Linked DNA regions of Homo sapiens: all the other regions are linked to region 1. A link is a loop called in an ENCODE intact Hi-C map of the cell type or tissue named here. Cell type or tissue: CD4-positive, alpha-beta T cell. All regions are shown on one strand.

Evidence for each region. Peaks named below come from ENCODE experiments on the same cell type or tissue, not always from the same donor. Only the 100,000 strongest peaks of a DNase experiment are listed, where the experiment ranks them.
Region 2: a loop joins it to region 1, with 11 times the contacts of the local background. A loop is called at or near these places in 13 of 110 quality-filtered maps.
Region 3: a loop joins it to region 1, with 4 times the contacts of the local background. A loop is called at or near these places in 39 of 110 quality-filtered maps.
Region 4: it touches region 1 in a loop (7-fold over the local background); 60 of 110 quality-filtered maps call a loop at or near these places.

What each region holds. Positions count from the first base shown.
Region 1 is chr17:82,320,437-82,322,936 of GRCh38, reverse strand. SECTM1 (secreted and transmembrane 1) reads left to right here. Exons shown (of 5, transcript NM_003004.3): 4 at 1-59; 5 at 567-1,913. The coding sequence ends at 776. Among named protein-coding and RNA genes, the nearest start is that of CD7, 4.1 kb to the right of the region's middle. RefSeq lists silencers at 1,186-1,335, 1,346-1,525. In CD4-positive, alpha-beta T cell, CTCF peaks have their summits at 1,118 and 1,317 (motif pointing right); DNase peaks (open chromatin) are centred at 306, 666 and 1,536; H3K4me3 peaks cover 440 bases.
Region 2 is chr17:82,268,955-82,271,454 of GRCh38, reverse strand. All of the region lies in intron 1 of CSNK1D (casein kinase 1 delta), which reads left to right. Among named protein-coding and RNA genes, the nearest start is that of CSNK1D, 3.5 kb to the left of the region's middle. In CD4-positive, alpha-beta T cell, no CTCF peak of the experiment used is centred here; a DNase peak (open chromatin) is centred at 1,098.
Region 3 is chr17:82,256,186-82,258,685 of GRCh38, reverse strand. All of the region lies in intron 2 of CSNK1D (casein kinase 1 delta), which reads left to right. Among named protein-coding and RNA genes, the nearest start is that of CSNK1D, 16 kb to the left of the region's middle. In CD4-positive, alpha-beta T cell, no CTCF peak of the experiment used is centred here; a DNase peak (open chromatin) is centred at 1,085.
Region 4 is chr17:82,204,924-82,207,423 of GRCh38, reverse strand. All of the region lies in intron 1 of CCDC57 (coiled-coil domain containing 57), which reads left to right. Among named protein-coding and RNA genes, the nearest start is that of CCDC57, 6.7 kb to the left of the region's middle. RefSeq lists enhancers at 908-1,017, 1,088-1,147, 632-1,433, 1,257-1,551, 1,478-1,657 and 1 more. In CD4-positive, alpha-beta T cell, CTCF peaks have their summits at 1,166 and 1,365; DNase peaks (open chromatin) are centred at 1,083, 1,363, 1,837 and 2,176; H3K4me3 peaks cover 335 bases; H3K27ac peaks cover 1,168 bases.

The DNA.
Region 1 (2,500 bases):
TGGTCGCTCTGGTCATGTTCGCCTGGTACAGGTGCCGCTGTTCCCAGCAACGCCGGGAGGTAGGAGGCCCTGCACCCCAGTTTGTGCGGGGTGGGGAGTCTTGGGTGGGGCTGCCCCAGGCTGAGGTCAGCCTTACTGTCCTGCACCTGCTGGGGCTCCAGGAGAGGGTGGGGGGAGCACCGGTCCCAGAGAGCCAGTCCCCGCCAGGGGCCCAGCCGGCTATGGTCAAGAATACAGAGCCAGGCTCCCCACCCAGACCCGCCCTGCCCTTCCTGCAAGCTCTCACTGTCCCCAGGACTCCCTGGAGGGCAGCATGGCAGGGTGCGTGGTCTCCATCAGGGACGGAACTTGGAGTTTCTGAGCCAAGGGAGCCTCTTGCTGAGGGTGCCTTGGGGAGTGGGTTCAACCTCCAGCAGTTTCAGAACCCAGGCGAGGGCTGGGAGTGTGCCTGGGGGTGGGGGTGTGCATGAGCACGTATGCCCGTGAGTGTGAACGCACGCCCCAGGGCAGAGCTGTGGGCACGGGGGCGCGCGGCTCACACAGGCACCTCCTTCCTCCCCCTGCAGAAGAAGTTCTTCCTCCTAGAACCCCAGATGAAGGTCGCAGCCCTCAGAGCGGGAGCCCAGCAGGGCCTGAGCAGAGCCTCCGCTGAACTGTGGACCCCAGACTCCGAGCCCACCCCAAGGCCGCTGGCACTGGTGTTCAAACCCTCACCACTTGGAGCCCTGGAGCTGCTGTCCCCCCAACCCTTGTTTCCATATGCCGCAGACCCATAGCCGCCTGCAAGGCAGAGAGGACACAGGAGAGCCAGCCCTGAGTGCCGACCTTGGGTGGCGGGGCCTGGGTCTCTCGTCCCACCCGGAGGGCACAGACACCGGCTTGCTTGGCAGGCTGGGCCTCTGTGTCACCCACTCCTGGGTGCGTGCAGACCCTTCCCCTCCACCCCCCAGGTCTTCCAAGCTCTGCTTCCTCAGTTTCCAAAATGGAACCACCTCACCTCCGCAGCACCCGACTTACCAGGACGCATGCCCCTCCCTCTGCCCTCATCAAACCCACAGACCCGGACTCCCTTTCTGCCACCCCAGGCTGGTCCGGCCCCAGGTGTGGGGTCCGCTCTCTCCACTCCCAGGGCTCCGCGCCCAAGTGAGGGGGCCCCTGCCGGAGCCTCAGACACACTCCAGTTCAGGGCTGTGGGGGGCCTTGGCCACATACCTGTCCCTTGGCTATGAGCAGGCTTTGGGGGCCCTTCCGCGGCAGCCCCGGGGGCCGAGGTAGGGTCGGGGGCTTAGAGGCTGGGATGGCTCCTGGCCCCACCGCCAGGGGGCAGCGCAGGCCGGGCTGGGAGGCGGCGGCGGCGGCTCGGGCTGGGGGGTCAGGTGGACGCCGCCCTCCGGGGCTGGACGCGCATCCCTCAGTCCCTCGGCCACCCGGGGGTCGCTCCCTCGTGCCCACCGCACCTGCCGAGCCTCTTTGGACCCAGATCTGTTCATGCTTTTGTCTTCGTCACTGCGGCGGGGCCCTTTGATGTCTTCATCTGTATGGGGTGGAAAAATCACCGGGAATCCCCCTTCAGTTCTTTGAAAAAGTTCCATGACTCGAATATCTGAAATGAAGAAAACAAACCGACTCACAAACCTCCAAGTAGCTCCAAATGCAATTTTTAAAATGGAAAACAAAAATCTGAAAGAAACGTCTTTAGTGGCTTTAAGCCCCAAAACGTCCCTAAGGCGTCCTCGAGATGAAGACGGGGGGGAGCCCCCAGCCAGGTGGAGACCCCGCAGGGACGCGGCGGCGCCCGGTGACCGAGGCCTCGCACAGCCGGCCGCCCTGAGGGTCGGGCCGGAGCCAGGGTCCAAGAGGGGCGCGTTTGTGTCTCGGGTTAAAATAAGGTTCCGTCCGCGTGCTGGGTCAGACCCTGTTCTGTGGGCACAGCGCCCGGGACCCCCGCACGGGGGTCACACCTGCCTACACAGGCTGAAGAGCATTGGCGTGTCTTCAGGTCAAAGTTTTTCTTTCTCTTTTTTCTTTTCTCTTTTTTTTTTTTTTTTTTTTGGAGATAGGGTCTAGATCTGCCGCCCAGGCTGGAGTACACGGTCGCGATCACGGCTCGACCTCCTGGGCTCAAGCGATTCTCCCACTCTGGCCTCCCAAAGTGTTGGGATTACAGGCATGAGCCCCTGAGCCCAGCCTCAAAGTCACTTTGAAATCGGTAGTGCGGTCGCCATGTCCCCTGCGCACCCAGGCAGGAAACCCAGGAGGAGAGCCTGGGGCTGGAGTCCGTGAGGATTTTCATCTTTTCCTGGTGGCTTATCTCTGCTTCTGTTTTCCCTACTGGGATTTAGTGCTGGTCCTCACGCTGCCTTCCCCCTCCGTGTGTGGAAGTCTGTGTCTCCCTCTGCAGCCCCCAACCCCACCCGGCCCCATGCTGTCCTCAGACACACCAGGCACGCTCTGGCCTCAGGGATTCTGCCCTACTGATCCCGCTGCGTGGAATGCTGTT
Region 2 (2,500 bases), 51 kb after region 1:
GAAAGTTTTAACCCCAGGATCTGAGTTACACTGCAAAGCCAGTCCATTAGCCACCTTTAGGCAGGCATCAAAAAGGAGTATTTTGGGCCGGGTGTGGTGGCTCACGCCTGTAATCCCAGCACTTTGGGAAGCTGAGGTGGGCGGGTCGCTTGAGGTCAGGAGACCAGCCTGGCCAAAGTGGCGAAACCCCATCTCTACTAAAAATACAAAAATTGGCCAGGCGTGGTGGTGGCTGCCTGTAATTCCAGCTACTTGGGAGGCTGAGGCACGAGAATTGCTTGAACCTGGGAGGCGGAGGTTGCAGTGAGCCAAGATCACACCACTGCACTGCAGCCTGGGCGATGGAGTGAGACTCTGTCTCAAAAAATAAATAAATAAGAAGTACTTTGAAACTATCTGTTCTCTGATCTGAGACCTTGTCAAACAACTTTGTGCTTTCCAAAGATAGATTAAGACAAATTTTGGTGTGGTTGTCACCAAGTAATTCCAGAGGTGGAGGGTGGAAGGCTGTCTCCTCACTCAGCATTCTACCCTCCAGGCCTCACCTCGCGCTGGGCATACAGTCATGCTGGATACGGGATTGCGGGCGGCTGTGGCTCTGACACCCTGGGGTTGGAGCCCCCAGACAGCCGTCCCAGACAGCCACCCATCAGGGTACACGTCCAGTTACTTGAGTGGGGTTAGGCACAGCTGATTTTTTTTTTTCCCATCAGCATTGGCTCCTAGCCTACACTGTGGTCCTTTCAGACGACCCCACGGAGGAAAGGCGAGGTGGTCACGTTAGCCGGAGTAAGGCAGTTTGAAAGAAGCGTGGGTCTGAGCAGAATGGCAGTTAGAGTCAAAGATGGCTGATCTGAAGACTATGAGATGGATCGGTCATCCCCACCATAGTTTTGTTTGGGCAGCCAGTTACACATAAATCGAGGAACTAGGTCTTCATCTTGACCTCTGTGTGTCGTGTATATTCTAGTATGAGTATCGTTAAGACCATTCCTACTGTTGTCACTTTGGTATCCTCCAGGTGGGGTTCACCTTGCTTTGAGCTTGGCTTTTGGGTTCTTGTTTTTCTACCGGGGACTTTCTGTGCTTTCAGATGTTTGAGACCAGGAAGGGGGGAAGGCTGTGCTTCAGTGGAGTGCCTGTGGGCTAGAAGCGTGGTGTGGGCCTGCCTGCCCCGACCCTGCTGTGACAGTTGGAGGGCGGGTGCTCACTGCAGGGCCCTGCCAGGTTGTCGTGTTCCAAAATTGCCCCTTCAAAGGGGGCAGTATTTTGGGGCTATTTCTTGAATGCCCAGGCTTTGGAAAGTGGGACCCCAAAAAGAACAATCTGTCTTCAGTCTGAGATTGCCAGATCCGCAAGGCCCTTCAGGAGGGCAGGTTGGGAAGGTGACACAGCCCACACACACCTGTGGAGCGCACACCTTGGCAGCCTGTTGTGTGACCTGGCCCCGGCCCTGTGCCGCCCTCCGCATCCGTGTCCATGTGGTGTGGCCATAAACCAGAAGTTCTTTCACTTATGCTGGCAGAGTACCACTGGAAATAAACTTGGTAACATTTGAAAACAGCCAGTGTCCTTAATGTGGACCATGAGTTCCCAGCCCCAGAACCACAGGGGTGTCTGGCGGAAGAGGACTGTTCAGCTGGGCTAGGCTAGAGGGAGAGGCCTGCTGTGTTCACCCCGCAGGCGGCCCATGCAGAGAGGCAGTGAGAGCCCAGCTGGTCCTGCCTCTGTTCTCACCTGTAGTGTGTTCTGGAGGTTAGTGGCAGGACTGGATTACCTGGCTGGTGGGCTGGACAGATGAATCTGTTGGCATCTGTACTTGATCCCATCGCACCATCAGCTTGTCAGGGCCTCCATTTGTCCACCTGTTACCTGGATGGACTGACTTCATAATGTGCACAAGCATCTTTTGGGAGCTAACTGCTTCATCTCTGAAGCACACGTTTTTCCCCTCACTGACTGATTTCTCAAGAGGCAGCCTGCAGGGTGCCTGGTATGCAATAGGGCCCCAAGATGCTGACCAGCCATGAGAGGAGAGCGACCACCTGTTCTTCCTGTAGCTTCTGGGGTCTCCTCACTGCAGTGTTAGGGCTGTAGCCTCTGTTGACCTTGGACTCTCCTTAACTCAAGCATCTGTAATGAGAAGTCGTGGTACTGCTGACCGCTGCCCTGCGAGTTGACCTTTGTCCTGCTGCTCAAGGCGTCTCCCTGTTTTTTTTGTTGACAAGACAATCCTTAATGGGAGTTGCCAGCATCCAGGCTGGTAATTCAGAATTACCCTCCTGTGCCAGGACAGGGCCACACTCTGGTTAGGTTCGCTTAACTCACCATCTGCTTTTTTTTTTTTTTTTTTTTTTTAAGACAAAGTATCATTCTGTTGCCTAGGCTGGGGTGCAGTGGCGCGATCTCAGCTCACTGCAACCCCTGCCTTCTGGGTTCAAGCAGTTCTTCCGCATCAACCTCCTGAGTAGCTGGGGTTAGAGGCGCACACCAGCATGCC
Region 3 (2,500 bases), 64 kb after region 1:
ACGGGAAAAAGTTTGAAAGGTGATCTGTTGCCTAAATTTGGGACAGTGAAAACTCCAAAATGAGTATTAAGAAGAAGGAACTGTGACTCATTGGAGTGGAGAAAGGGAATTTGGGAATCCGTAATGCTGCATCTAGAGAGAGAAAAGAATTCACAAATCCGTAATAAGGTTGAGTATCTGAAACACCCAAAGTCGGGAACTTTATGAGTGCTAACATGATGCTCAAAGGAGATGCTAATGGGGGCAGTTTGGATTTTCAGATTAGGGATGCTCGACTGTGACGCAGAATGCAACTATTCCCAAATCTGAAAGTAGATGTGTATTTGCATATATATAATATATATATATACACATATGTTCAGGTTTATATATACATTTATGTTTTTTATATAAATATATACATATATATAAAAGACCGAAACATAAATACACATATATATGTATATGCCTCATGCCTTTAACTTTTTTTTTTTTTTTTTTTGAGACGGTCTCATTCTGTCACCCAGGCTGGAGTGCAGTGGTGCAATCACGGCTCACTGCAGTCTCGACTTCCTGGGCCTAAGCCATCCTCCCACCTTAGCCTCCCGAGTAGCTGGGACTGTAGACACACAGCACCATGCCTAGCTAATTTTTAAAATTTTTTTGTAGAGACGGGGGTCTCAGTATGTTTTCTTTCTGGTCTCAAACTTGGACTTAAGTGATCCTCCCACTTCCACCTCCAACGTGCTGGAATTATAGGCCTGAGCCTGGCCAGTTAAAAAACTTTTCGACGGTGGAATACAGTCGAAATCTGTAGTAACGTTTCATGGCTTTCCCTGCTGATGTGAACATCCGGGTCTGTTCAGTTAACCTCTTACTCCAGGTTTGTTTTCCACTTTGGATGCCGGACATTGAGAATGTCACGCATGCTGTGCTCTTCCACATTCTGCAGGCTCCTCCTCAGCTCTCTTCTGGGATGAGGTTGGGTTCCATGGATCTGTTCAGTCTGGCGTTTGTGCTTATGCTCCCAGCAGTGCAGGGGGCAGCCCAGGGCGCCCTCTCACGGCTCCTTCCCGCCCTCAGGCACAGCTGTCACTGGCTGGCACGGCTGTCAGTCATTGGCCGGGCCCAGTGTTGTGGAAACCACCCTGTGATGTGTGAGGGTGTGTGTTTTGTTCTTTCCCTTAGTTACTTAAGGTGTGAGGGCGAATCAGGCCCCTATTACTGTTTTTGTTAGAAGTAGAAGTAACTTTAACACTTTAAAAAAAAACAATAGCATCTCTTTTTGACGCTGAGGGCAGAAACTATTTTTTTAATGTAAGATACTGAAAGCACTCATAAAGCAAAAGATTAAGGCATTCATATTCATGAAAAGTCTTTTCATCAAGAAACTCCAGAAGAAAATAAAAAACATGCCATTAACTGAGAGATACTTGCCTCACAAAAAACCTGCAGTGGTTTAGTATCTAGAAGTTATAAAGAACTACTATGAATAGGAAAAAGATACCATGATAGAAAAACTTAGCCAAAAAAAAAAATACATGCCTTCAGAGGAGAGGCGATACATGTGGCCAGTAAAATGAGCTGGGCATGGTGGCGCCCACCTGTAGTCCTACCTACTCAGGAGGCTGAGGCAGGAGAATTGCTTGAATCCAGGAGGCGGAGGTTGCCGTGAGCCGAGATGGTGCCACTGCACTCCAGCCTGGGTGACAGCGAGACCTCGTCTCAAAACAATAAAATAATGAAACAATTTTTTAAATGAATTGAATTTCCCTAGTGGTACCAAAACTTGCTTTAAGACTAAACTAAAAATCTGTCTTGCCATGGAAGGACATAAAAGGTTTATCCAGGCCGTTCACAAGCCGTATGTGTGTAGAGCCATGTGTATAGTTGCGGATCCAGTGCTGTGAAAACATACCGAAGAGACATGTTCTTGTGGATATGAGAAAAAAAAATAGGACCAAAGGACGTATTTTGGGGGTGGCATTTTGAGAAACCCACCTGTTGCTGCAGCATTTGAATTTGACTGTGGCGTGAGGCTGCGGTGCACATTCCTGTGCATGTTTTTACCAGCATGTGTTTTCCATCTCTCTGAGAATCTTCTTGTGGTCGTTGACTTTTCATACGTAACGTCTTGGGTGAAGTGTCCAGGTCTTTCACCCATTTTTTCTAAAATGGATTTTTTTTTTTTTTTTTGACAGGGTCTTGCTCTGTGGCCCAGGCTGGAGCACAGTGGTGCCATCACGGCTCACTGCAGCCTCCATTTCCTGGGCTCAAGTGATCCTCTTGCCTCAGCCTCCCAAGTAGCTGGGACCACAGAAGCGTGCCACCACACCCACCTAATTTCCAGAATTTTTTGTAGAGACAAGGGTCTCCCTTTGTTATCCAGGCTGGTCTCGAACTTCTGAGCTCAAGCAGTCCTCCCGTTTCAGCCTCCCAAAGTGCTAGGATTACAGGCATGAGCCACTGCACCTGGCCCGTGTGCCTTTATAGTGTTGATTATGCCTTCAGCACTGATACT
Region 4 (2,500 bases), 120 kb after region 1:
GGAACAATTTGGGGAAGGTCAGAATCTTGTAGCCTGTAGCTGCATGACTCCTAAACCATAATTTCTTTTTTGTTTTTTTTTTTTTATTTTTGAGACAGGGTCTCACTCTGTCACCTAGGCTGGAGTGCAGTGGTGCAATCACAGCTCACTGCAGCCTCAACGTCGTAAGCTCAAGCGATCCTCCCACCTCAGCCTGCCTGGTAGCTGAGACTACAAGCGACGCCCCAGTTAATTTTTGTATTTTTGGTAGAGGCAGCGTTTTGCCGTGTGGCCCTGGCTGGTCTCGAACTCCTGGGCTCAAGTGATCCAGCCTCAGCCTCCCAAAGTGCTGGGACAACCGGGGCCAGTCACTGCACCTGGCCCTAAACCATAATTTCTAATCTTTTGGCTAATTTGTTAGTCCTACAAAGGCAGTCTAGTCCCCAGGCAAAAAGGGGGTTTGTTTCGGGAAAGGGCTGTTACTGTCTTTGTTTCAAACTATAAACTAAGTTCCTCCTAAACTTAGTTCGGCCTACACCCAGGAATGAACAAGGAGAGCTTGGAGGTTAGAAGCACGATGGAATTGGTTAGGTCAGATCTCTTTCACTGTCTGAGTTATAATTTTGCAATGGTGGTTCAAAGACTGCCCGCTTCTGACACCAGTCGCGAGTCCTGGCCTCCGGAACTTCTGACTGACCACTGGCTTCAAGTTGGGGTTCCCACAGCCCCCTCTTTGGGTTCGATTGATTTGCTGGGGTGACTCACAGAACCCAGGGAAACACATACGTGTAACAGTTTATTATAAAGGGTATTACAGAGGATACAGATGAGGAGATGCGTAAGGGGAGATATGGGGGAAGAGGCTTCCTGGAGGACCCCCCCACACCCCACCCACCACTCCCCAGGAACCTCTCCACACCCTGTCCTCTTGGGTGTTTAGGGAGGCTTCCTGAAGTCAGCATTCCTTCCCCCAGGGTAGAGGGTGGGAGCTCTGGGGAGGATCTTATGACCTACAATGGAAAGTCAGGTGAGAGTGGAGACCTGGAAGGATTCTGTTTCCTGAGGCCTGACACGCCCAACATTGCAACAAAAGACTGTGACGTGTGAGAGTTATGAGCCAGGAACTGTGCAAGAAAACCATGATGTGTCATTGTACCACAACAGGTAAACCTACAACATCACCGTTAGCTCAGCTCAGTATTTTTAAAATGAGAAAATCAAAGTGATGGGATGCCCACCCATGCTGTTCCAGCCCCTGCTGGGAGCTGGCTGGTTCAGGGAGCCCCACTGGTTCTCCTGAAAGAGGGTGAACGCACAGCGAGGCCTTCCCTCCCCGGCGGCTTCTCCTGCCGCTCCCCAACCCGGAAGCTTCATGGTCCTTCTTGAAACCAGGTGCTTGCTGGGGACGCCTGCTGGCCGACAGGCAGATTGCGTCCAGATGCTGAGTCCGTGCTTTTGAAAGCCAATTAATCTCAGCCTTGGGGCTTTGGGGATCATCCCGAGATGGGATTTGTACAGAAACAGAGCAGGCCGTTCTATGATGAGGTCAGAAGGAAAGGCGAGCCGAGCCCGGCTGACTTACAGGCCCTTGGTGTGTGGGGCTTCTTATGGGTCCTGAGTGTGATGGATAAAGCGCTGGAGATGCTGGGCTCTCACCGGGTGCTGCACCGAGTCACTTGCTGTATGGATTTTTCAGGCTGCTCTTCTGTGCAGAGCACAGAGGCCTGGGAGCACCCATCTCACATAGAGGGGGTGGTACGTGCCATCTGCCTGTCCTGGCTGCCTGAAGCTTTTGAAAACAGGGTGACCCGCTGAGTCCTGAGACCTGGTGGGAAGGAACCTCACCCAGTGGGGAGATGGGGGCATGGGGACCTGGAGTAGCACGTGCACAGGAACTGGCAGATAAAGGCTGCTCTGGGCCTGCAGGGAGCAGCTGGAGCCACGCAGGCTGGGCCGTGTCCTCGGTCTGTCTTCATACGCTGTGCCAAGGAGATCGGACTTTATTTTGAAAATGGTCAGGAGTCGCGGGCACATTTGAGGCCAGATAAGATTGCATGATCAGATTCTCAGAACGGCAACCCCCATGGGTGGCTGCGACCAATGAGTTAAGGAGGCAAGCCCAGTGGCAGGGCAGCTGGTACAGGACGGGGGCCACAGCAGTCCCTCAGAGAAGAGGCCCGTAGACCTCGCAGACCTCAGGCTCTGCAGAGAACCGTTGTCATGACTCACGGGCACTGTGTGAAGGGTTCTGAGTCATCAGAGATCACAGTGGTGTTCCATCATTTAATGTGTATTTGCTGATAGTCCAATTCTTTCCCTGTGTGTGCACAGGTGTGTGCACAGGTGTGTGCATGTCCTCTGTGTACAAAATGTTTCAGTCGCCAAGACTGTGCCAGACAGTGGGACTCACTACACCCGACACTGGGGTGATGGCGTTGTGCCAACGTGAGATGGAAGTTAGGAAAGCTTCCCTGCAGTGATGTTCAGGTTGAGGTCCCACTGGCAGGAGGAGCCTGCCCTG